2 separate regions of the Homo sapiens genome follow, and region 2 is linked to region 1. A link is a loop called in an ENCODE intact Hi-C map of the cell type or tissue named here. Cell type or tissue: ascending aorta. All regions are shown on one strand.

What was found. A loop is a pair of places that touch in the nucleus more often than their neighbours do. Peaks named below come from ENCODE experiments on the same cell type or tissue, not always from the same donor. Only the 100,000 strongest peaks of a DNase experiment are listed, where the experiment ranks them.
Region 2: it touches region 1 in a loop (2.0-fold over the local background); 13 of 110 quality-filtered maps call a loop at or near these places.

The regions. Positions count from the first base shown.
Region 1 is chr1:33,252,550-33,257,549 of GRCh38, reverse strand. ZNF362 (zinc finger protein 362) reads right to left here and starts at 1,058. Exons shown (of 9, transcript NM_152493.3): 1 at 896-1,058. RefSeq lists an enhancer at 308-602 and silencers at 1,068-1,127, 1,570-1,669. In ascending aorta, no CTCF peak of the experiment used is centred here; DNase peaks (open chromatin) are centred at 306, 569, 1,039, 1,959 and 1 weaker place; H3K4me3 peaks cover 2,439 bases; H3K27ac peaks cover 2,305 bases.
Region 2 is chr1:33,336,797-33,341,796 of GRCh38, reverse strand. The region is part of intron 9 of PHC2 (polyhomeotic homolog 2); the gene reads left to right. It also overlaps the pseudogene RN7SKP16. Among named protein-coding and RNA genes, the nearest start is that of MIR3605, 6.8 kb to the right of the region's middle. In ascending aorta, a CTCF peak has its summit at 2,224 (motif pointing right); DNase peaks (open chromatin) are centred at 2,172, 2,796, 3,194 and 3,615; H3K4me3 peaks cover 3,397 bases; H3K27ac peaks cover 5,000 bases.

The DNA of each region.
Region 1 (5,000 bases):
GCAGCTCTGAGGAAACCGGCAGTTAACTTTTCCCAAAAATCCTGCAAAGGCAGCTGGCTGGGGGAGAAATGGGCCTCGAGATCCTTTCGCGGCATTTCACCGCCTTCCAAAAAAAAAAAAAAAGAAAGAAAGAAAGAAAGAGAAGCAAAGCAAAGCAAACTTTCGGAGTTAACTTTAAATTCCCAGCCCTCCCCCCTCAAATCGCCCGGCAGCTTCCCTTTTTTTTTTTCTTTAAAGTGCAATTGCATTGTGTCTCACCTCCCCGAAAGGCTCGCGGCTCTCGCCAAAGAAAAGGAAAAAAGCCAACCCTTCGGGTGCCCCCTCTGCTTCCAGCCGCCTCTCCCACATTCTCAGACAGTTTTATTAAAATTTTCAGACAAAAGAAAAACAAAAATGGCAGCCTGGCTTATTTTTAAAACAGGACAGGGACGCCATATTCTGCAGATCTGCAAAAAAAGGGAGAAATCCGGCACTGGCTGCTCCACCGGGCCGGCTGCAAAGTGCGCGAACCGCGCCGTTTGCAATCCGTTTATTTGCATTATGCCCCATGAATCATTGTTTACCGGAGAATTGCAGCAGGGTTTGAATAGCCCGGCTTAAGAAAACACACACACACGCGCGCGCACACACACACACGCACACACACTCGGAGACCAGCCCCAGACACGCCGCGGGAGACACTTCCTACCCCGCGCGCCCCGCTGCCGCCGCCGCCGCCGCCGCTCTGGGCCGGGCCCGAGGCGCAGGCGGCCCCGGGCCCTCGGAGCGCCCCGGCCCGCGCTGACAGCGCCCGCGCCCCGGCCCGGCCCCCGCCCGCAACTCGGCGCAACTTTCCCGCGGGCAGGCGCCCGCCGCCGCTGGGCCCGCTCCCCGCGCGCCCCGGGCCCGCACGGACCTGGCTGTGCTGGCGGCGCCTCCGGGACGCGGCCGCAGCCCCGCGCCCGGCGGCCCGAGCAGGGCCGGGCTGGGGCTCCGGCACAGGCTCCGGGCTCGGGCTCCGGCTCTGGCTCGCTGCGGAGCCGCGCGCAAACCTTCCGGGTCGCCTGCTGTTCACTTCTGGGTTCTGCAAGCGCCGAGGCGGCGGCGGCGGCGGCGGCGGGAGGCTGGGTCTGCAGCGCCGCGCGGCCCCCAGTGCGCTCGGCGAGCCCCCGCGCCAGGCGCCCGGCTCCGGGGGGGCCGCGTCGGGCCCCCGCCTCTCCGGCTGCGCAGCCCGTCCGGCCCCGGGGGCTCCCGCGAGTGGGCAGCGCCGGGCGCTGGCGACTGCGCGAGAGGGGAGGGGGCCGGGCGGGGGGCGGGGGCGGGCCGCGCGCTGGGGCCCCCACTCGGGCCCCGGGGCCTCGTCTCGCGCTCGCCGTCGCCGCCGCCGCCGCCGCCGCCACCGCCTGGCAAAGTTGCGCTGCGCCCCCCGCCCGCGCCGCGCCGGAGGCAGAGCCACAAAGGAACTCCTCGCCCCCCTCCGCCCGCCTGAGCCGCGCGGGGAGGGCACCGGCGCCCGGCCCTAGGACAGCCCCTTCCCCAGCGCGGGGGCTCCCGGGGCCCCGGCGGCCGTGGCCATTGTCCTGCCCAGGCCCGGCGGCCGCCTCGCCACCCCACTCCTGGGTGATGGCAGGCTGGGGACTTGGGCCTGGCGGGCCACGGCCCTGACCAGGCCGAGCCCGCGCGGTGCCAGGCTGCCCCTGGGGGTCTCCCTCGAAGACGGCCGCCTGGAGGGGACCCCCAGGATGGACCCTCACCCCTGATAACGACCTGCTCAAAATCCAGGCCGATTTTTTTTTTAAGACGAGGACATAGGGGTGGGGAGTAGAAGTTTGCACAGGCCCAGCCACCCCTCCCTAGCCCTAGGCCGGATCCCCGACGGATGGGGCGGCCCGAAGCTGGCAGTGGCTCCTCTCGCAGAGTCTATCAGAGGTGGCACCGGCTGTCCCCCGGCTCCAGACCTCAGAGCCATCTGTGTGACTCCTCCTCCCGCCTCACCCTCCCCAGCCAATCAGTCACCAAGTCCTCCTGATTCGGCCTCCCGAGCTGTGTCAGCTTCCAAACTTACACTTCTACCTGAGGAGGCAGCCGGTTCCAGGATCCCTTCACCGGCTTAGATTTCTATGGCATCCACCACCCCCCGACCGCTGGGCCAGGATGGATCAGGGCTGGCCCTGCCCTCAGGGAGCGCACAGTCCCCCGGGAAGGGCACAGAGATAAACAATCATCTGCCAGCGTTTGTCCTCCAGGAAGCATTTCCAAATTCAGTAAATATTCATAGAGGACCTAGTAAACATCAACCACTGTTTTTAATAGCTGGTTGGCTGGAGCACAGCTATTAAAAAACTGGATAATGCCCCTGCCCTCACGAAGATTCTAGTCCAGCACAGGATGGCAAACACTGTGAGCAACTCGAAGACAGGGCCCATAGGGACTGCTTGTTCTCAATCCCCAAGCACAGTGCCTGGCACAGAGCAGGGGCACAAGAAATCTGTGTGGCATGAATTAGTTGGAATGTTAAAGCATGGCGGGAGAGCACAGAGGAGGCCACTCTTTCCTGGAGAGGTGGAGAGGGCTTCAGAAATTGGCTCTGGGGTGAGCGAGGTGGGGAAGAAAGGAAGGCCTTCCAGTTTCCAGAAATGACGATAATCAGAGGACCAACCCATTGTTGAGAAATTCAATGAGATAATAAATTAATAAACGGGAGAGAAGAGACAAATTGTCTGTGCAGAAGAATTCCAAATAATTTATGTAGACAATCAGGGAGGGGGAGCATCACTCCCTACTCTTTAGGAGTAGGCTGCAGATAGTGACGTCCTCCCCAAGCGCACAATATGGAAAGGGAGAGGAAAGGAGTAACTTTACAGGGAGAGAGCTGATGACTGCTACTCAGACAAGTGATCAAGGCCAAGATCAACAGCCACAAATCATGTTGATATGTGCTTGATACTATGTGATGAAAATGACACTTTACCTTTGTGGTCTTCCTCCCAATAACCCATAACCCCAGCCTTGTGAGAAAAACAGACAGACTCCAAGAGTGGGCTATCCAACAAAATTGCTGGCTGACCAGTACCCCTCAAAACTATCAAGGTCATCCAAATCAAGGAAAGTCCGAGAAACCATCACAGCCAGAGAGGAGCCTAAAGACACGGCCGGGTGCAGTGGCTTATGCCTGTAATTCCAGCACTTTGGGAGGCCGAGGCGGGAGGATCACCAGGTCAGACTTTAAGACCAGCCTGACCAACGTGGTGAAACCCCATCTCTACTAAAAATACAAAAATTAGCCAGGCGTGGCACGTGCCTGTAGTCTCAGCTACTCAGGAGTCTGAGGCAGAAGAATGGCTTGAACTCCAGAGGTGGAAGTTGCAGTGAGCCGAGATTGGGCCACTGCACTCCAGCCTGGGCAACAAGAGTGAAACTCTGTCTCAAAAAAAAAAAACAGACGAACTACTAAATGTAAAAGATATTAGGTAAAAACAATCTAAATAAACTATGGAATTTAGTTATTAATAACAATAATGTGTCAAGGAAAGTATCTACCAAGAATTATAACAAATCGTAACAAATAGTAACATAAGGTATTACTCATAGGAAAATTAGAGGAGGTATATATGGGAACTGTCTGTAATATCATCTCAATTTTTCTATAAATCTAAAAATGTTCTAAAACATAAAGTCTATAAATTTTAAAATTAATACCTTTAATTAATTAAGGCATTAATTAATTTTAAAAGGTATTAATCACGGCATTGCTGAGCAGTTCAATGAAATAATGCCCATCACAGCACCTAACACATTCTAAGCGCTCAAAAAAGTTATGTTATCATCAATATCATCATTATCATCATCATTCTAGGCACTTAGAACAGCACATGCAAAGGCACAGAAGTTTAGAATGGAGAGGCAGATGGGAGACAGGATCCTGAAGGCCTTGAGTGCTGAGCTGGGGCCTTTGGAAGGGATTTATGGGGGAAGGGTACATGCTGGCCCACCTTTGCCCCACGAGTCTCCTCCCTAGCCACCTGGAAAGCTGTGCTCCAGCCAGCCAAAGTGAGCTGCCATCTAAGGCCTTGCTATCTCACTTCTGAGGACTTTGCATATGCTGTTCCCTCTGCCTGGAACACCCTCCCTTGCCCTTTCGCCTCACCTTTTCTGACCACCTTCAATTTATCCTTCAGGTCTTAGCTTAGACATTTTCTTAAAAGCCTTCCAGAACCTTCCAAGATGCTATTAATATGATTTGGTTGGAGGCAGTTGGGGTGAGGTGCAGGAAGCTAGGGATGGAGAGACTGAGCTCAGCTCTTTGCCACTGGCACCCATCCCCCTTTCCCCCCAAATCCAGCCATACTAGATGCTGCCCTGTCTCTGAACACACCATCCACCTTCATGATGCCTGGCCTCTGCTCATGCTGTTCCCTCTGTCTGGTATTCTTAGTCCTTTTCTCCTCATCTCATCTCTGTAGTGAATACTTACTTATCAAGTCAGCTCAAACATCACCTCCTGTATGAAGCCATTCTAGATCCTTCACATAGAAAGGGCACTTTCCTTTGGTTCCCAAGGTGTCCATGGTCCTTCTGCCACACTGCTGGCAACACACTCATCACGATGCATCGGAATAAATGTTTGCTGAATGGATGGACAGCAAGCCCACTGTCATCCTCTCCAATTCTGCAAAGCTTTCCTCTAGGAGGCCCTCCATGGCAGCTCCAGCCCATTAACCCCTCTCCCTTTCTTTTTTTAGCAGTTAGCCCCTAATTGTATTCTAACTATTGTGTGTATAAGAATCAATCTCTTGGATTAGAGTACATTATTTAAGGAAGGAACCATGTCTCACACTTTCTGTTTTTTCACTCATTCAAGTATTTACAAAGCACCTACTCCAGTGTTTCAGTTAGGGTCCCAGGCTCTGGAGAGGCAGCAGTGAGGAAGACCCCAGCTCTGCACAAATAGAGCACTGTCTTAACCAGACTATGCCGCAGTAACAAAGAACTCCAAAATCTCAGTGACATAGCACAAGAGT
Region 2 (5,000 bases), 84 kb before region 1:
TTACAAGATACTGTCTTCCAAATAAATGGCATTCGTTTGTTTTATTCTAAAATGCACACTTTTACAATCTGTACTTGAGACGCACACGTAATCAATGTGTAAATTCGTTGTGGGGGAAATGGGTCATCTTAACAACTGACTGCATTTTAGAATTTGGGAAACATGGTAACATGATATTAAATAATAGCATGTTTTGCCCTCCTGAAGGTATATATTATGTGCTGTTTCCTTTTCGGCTTCTTCAGATATTGAATCCAGCTTGTGCGTCCTGATTAACTAGATTCAGGGATCCTGCTTAGTCATCCAGGAATCCCAATTTGGGAATCACTCATCTAGATCATCCTGTGCTTCCCAACCCAAATGCTCCAGCCCACATGTGATATCTGGCCTCTGCCTCAGAAGGTCCCAGAATACAGTTTACATGTCTTGTCCTCTTTTCCCAAGTGCCCTCGTGCTATCCACGGCTAATCAGCGCAGCCCTCCCTCCACCTGTGTGGCCCACCCGGAAAAGTCTAAAGCACTGGGTTCTAGTGTGGGTTCTGCCACTGCCTGTGTCCAAGCTCAGCCTAGTCCAGTGTGTTGTGCCTGCATTACATTATTTAATCCTCACCACAGCTATATGTAAGACAGATATAAGTACCCCATTTCATAGATGAGGAAACAGGCCTAGAGTAACTTGCCCAGCATTACAGGATGGGATTTAAGCCTAGAGTCTTTTTTTGTGACCTTTTGTGACCTTGGGCAAATCACCTCACCTCTGAGGCCAAGTTGCTTCATCTAGGACATTTAAGATGTTAAACTCAGGGCCTTTCTAACTTTAATCCTCTGGGATCTAGTGCCCCGTGATCCAAAACAATCACTACCCACCCCCTCCCCCACCCCATCCCTAAATTGGGAGGAAAGCAATCTGTTTATCTGAGTCGAGTAATTCACAGTAAAGTGTGAATGACTGTAAGATGTATACTTGCATTTTAAAGAAATTGTTAACCAAATGAATCTCTAATTGATGGACTCTGTCAGGGTCCCAGATAGAGCTCAGCCTGCCTGTTCCCCTCCCTCCTCCCCGCAACTCCCTCTCAGTCACTTTCCTACCCTTCACTTACCCCGCCCTGGGGGAAGGTGTCAACAAACAGGTGTTTGTGAAATCTCTTGCCTTCCTCACTTTCAGTGGCATTAATTTCTTTGGGGGCCCAAATATAACCAAAGAAATTGTAAAGCGTGGCCCCAGATCTTTCCATGAGGACTGGGCACTCTGTCCTCAGCTTACCGCACTGCAGTACGGCCTGTTGCTTGGACCAGGTATGTGCTGTGTTTGCTGCTGTCTCCTGGATATGGTTTAACTGGGCATCACTCTGCAGTGCTCCACTGAGGCGGTTTCTAGAGCAAATGGTTCCTTGGGAACCCTGCAGAGACCACCCTGGCCACATGGCTGGGCCTGCTGAACTGCAGCACAGTGAGCGTGACTTCAGTGCTGGGGGCTTGGAGAGTGTGCTTTGGGTTTTATAGGTGACCTTGTTTGCCATTTGTTGAGCAGAATTTGTTGTAAGAAAATGAGCCATGTTATCATCTACTCTGCTTCTTTAAATTCTTTATTCATTTCATTAGCTCTGTCATACTCCTACTGCAACCAAACAGTAAATAGAAGTCTTTTAAGTTAAAATACATACTCCCTTCTCATGATAAGGTGGAAATCAGCCATTGACCAAGGTGAGGGGGTAGAAGGAAAAGCTCCGTTTGGTCTCCATTGCCTTTGAAGCCATGTCTTCAGGCTATCTTAGGGTCAGATAGAATGAGTGCTAGGCCATCTGAAATACCTGTTGCAGATGTTAGTACAGATTGAGCATCCCAGATCCAAAATGCTCCAAAATCCCAAACTTTTTGAGCACCTACGTGATACTCAAAGGAAATGCTCATTGGAGCGTTTCAGATTTTTGGATTTGGGATGCTCAACCAGTAAGTATAATGCAAATATTCTAAAACCTGAAAAAATCCAAAATTAAAAACACTTCTGGTCCCAGGCATTTTGGATAAGGGATACTTAACCTGTACTAAGCTGTATTCCAGTATAACAAAACAAAACATCAGCACTGGCTCTGAAGTGGCCCAATTGTGCATAACTGGCACCAGCCTGACGTCTGTCCTCAGCAGGCTGGAGAGCCCGTCAGCTCTGGACATCAACCCACTGGTCCTAGGAGCCTCCCTGCCTCTGCCTCTAGAGGTCATCCTGCCTTGCCAAGTGCCTGGGTCTGGCAAAAATGTTTCAAAGGGGACAGGGAATTCAGAGGTCCACCTGTACCTCTTTTCTGTTGAGGAAATCCCCACTGTAACAGGAAGACATGGGCCAAAAAATAGCTCTTATTCTTCATAATCAGGTATCTAGAAATGCCGCTCCGGTAGGCAGGTACCACCAGCCTAGCTGCTCTCAAAACATCATAGCTTCAGAAAGCAACTTGTAAATCTCAGCTAGTGCCAAATTGCTTATCTTGGCACTAGGCAGCCCTGTATTCTATATGTAGACAGTGAAGACTGAGATCATGGATGCCACACATTCCAGTTTAGTGGTCATTAAGCACCTGTCATATTTTGGACATGGGGTTAGCCCCTGAAGATCTCGAGGTGACTGAGTGAGTGGTAGCCCCCTGCCTAGAGAAGTCTGCTCTGCTTAGGAGACGTGACCAGTCCCAAAGCAGATAATTTCACAAACAGGAGCTGAGTAGTCCTTCCTGTTTTCTCCCACCCCTGTAAGGGCTGTTTGTACCAGAGCCTGTGAATGAGACCAGAAATGAGAAACAGCCTAGAAGTTGAGACATATGTTAGGCAAGACTCCGTGGAACATGCTGCTCTGTTCATTCTGACCGGAATACTTGGCCCTTTGTGGTCAGCGTCAACTAAAGGCCAAGATTTTACCTCCCCCTTCCCCCACCGAAGCCTAGCTTTACTCCCCTCCCCCAGCCTCTCCCATCGGCCTTATCCTGCCTCCACCTTTCGGTTTCAGGTGCCTGACTGTATACAGGCATTTGAGACCTGTGGGAATGCCCGGCAGCACTTATAGCCTCTGAACTGGTCAAGGGAATTGAGTAAGGAACCAAATTCAGAGTATTTCTTTGTCTCTTTTATCTGGCCTCAGGGCCAGCAGGGCAGGTTTCTGCAAGTTTCACTGTTAAGCTGCTTTTCCCCAAAGGCCGCAAAGCAGTCTGGGAGAGCGGGAAGCAGATTAAATTAATCTCAGTGTGCTGAGCTTGGCAGGGGGCGAGATTGTGTTCGGTCATTCCAGGAATAGCCCAAACTCCTTTGTTACTAAAGCAGATGAGGAGCTATTGGTCTACAAGATGACTGCAAAGCGAAGTAGCTGTGAACCTTTGTATATTCATAAAACACTCTCCCATCTGTCCCTTGGATTCTGTCTCTCCTTTGATCTGCCCTGGGTTACAATGGGGAGTGGTAGTTTCTAATGTGGTGCAAGAGTTTTTTAGTGTGTTCTCTCTCTTAACAAGATCTTTTTTAAAAAACAACCTCAAATTCCAAAAAGTTTTGCTTCCCAGAGTTAAGCATTGGCTCTGTAGCCTTTGAGCTGGTGACCATATCTGCTCACGAATGTATCTGGCATGAAGACAGACTCTGACCTCAAGAGTGATCTTCTGTCTTGCAGTGAACATTAATAGGCATAGATCTGAGACAGGAGTGGGGGATGGAGGCAGGGAAGTCAAGCAAGGATAGAGGGATCCCACAAAAGACAAGGTCAGAGGGGGGCTGTTTTCTGATGACTATCAGCGAAAGAGGCAGGAGGTGGGAGTGATCCCAGAATTAAGAGGAGAATGGATTAATTCCATGGAAGAATTCATTAAACTGAAACAAGGGAATTAATACTTTCTACCTATGCTCTCAGTCAGAGATGTGACTGTCTTTAAAGCAAACACAGAAAACCAAAAATCTTACCAACCAGATCTCTTACATGACTACACCTGACAGATGATGCTTAGTATTAACTAGGTACCTGATGTTAAAAGATGTGGGCAGAGAGGGCCTAGGATGATTACGAATTTGTAGCCTTTTTATGTAAGAAATACCTGAAAGAACAGAAGGGCTTTGTCCTGGAGGAGAGAAGACTGTGGTCATGAGTGACATCCTTCATGACACCAGGAGCATTCTCAAGCATTTTCTCGTAAGCTAGCACGCACTGCCTTTCACTGGCTCATTAGTCCTCACAGCAGCACTCTAAGGTAGGCGTAGGATCCTTATTTCACAGCCAGTGAAGCTGAGGCTTAGAGAGGGACAATGACTTGCCCGCAGTTGACTCAATGATAGAGACCAGTCTCTAAGCCAGGTCTAAGCCCGTGTCTCTGCCTGTTAGACAAATCTGATTGGCCTTGTTCTCTGTGAGTTTAAGGAACAGAACGAGGATAACTGGGCAGAAATTAATAGAAAGACAGATTTTGGGCTCGTTATATAAGGAATCACTAATGAGCCGTCCAAGGTGGGAACAAACTGCTTCCAGAGTAGTGAGTTTCTTTGTCGCTGGAGGTATTCAAACAAATGCCAGAAAATCATTGGGTGGGCATATTATAGAAAATTTTCAAGCATTGGCAAGAGATCGAACCAGACTTTCCAATCCTATAATTGTATAATCTGCAGTTCATTAGACTCATCAGGGAATATTTTTTACCAGGCTCTAATTGGGAGGAAATAGCCATCATCTAAAAAACAAAATTTTAGCTTTCATAGTAATCTATGTTAGTAATTCATTTTAAATAAAATAGATGTTTCTTAGCATATGCAAAACATAAAAGCAGAGAAAATGTAATTGTGTAAAGGCAGAGTTAAATATTTAAAATTTAAAAGCACAGAAACTTAATTTGATTGAATCATCAACTCAGTCCTCCTAGTTATTCATAGATTGTGAGGGAAAGGGGTTTTTTCTACGTTCTCAAACATGGATGTGAGGGCCATCTGGCTGCAACACCTGTCACCCCATTGATCGGCAGAGTTGATTCCGCTGATCT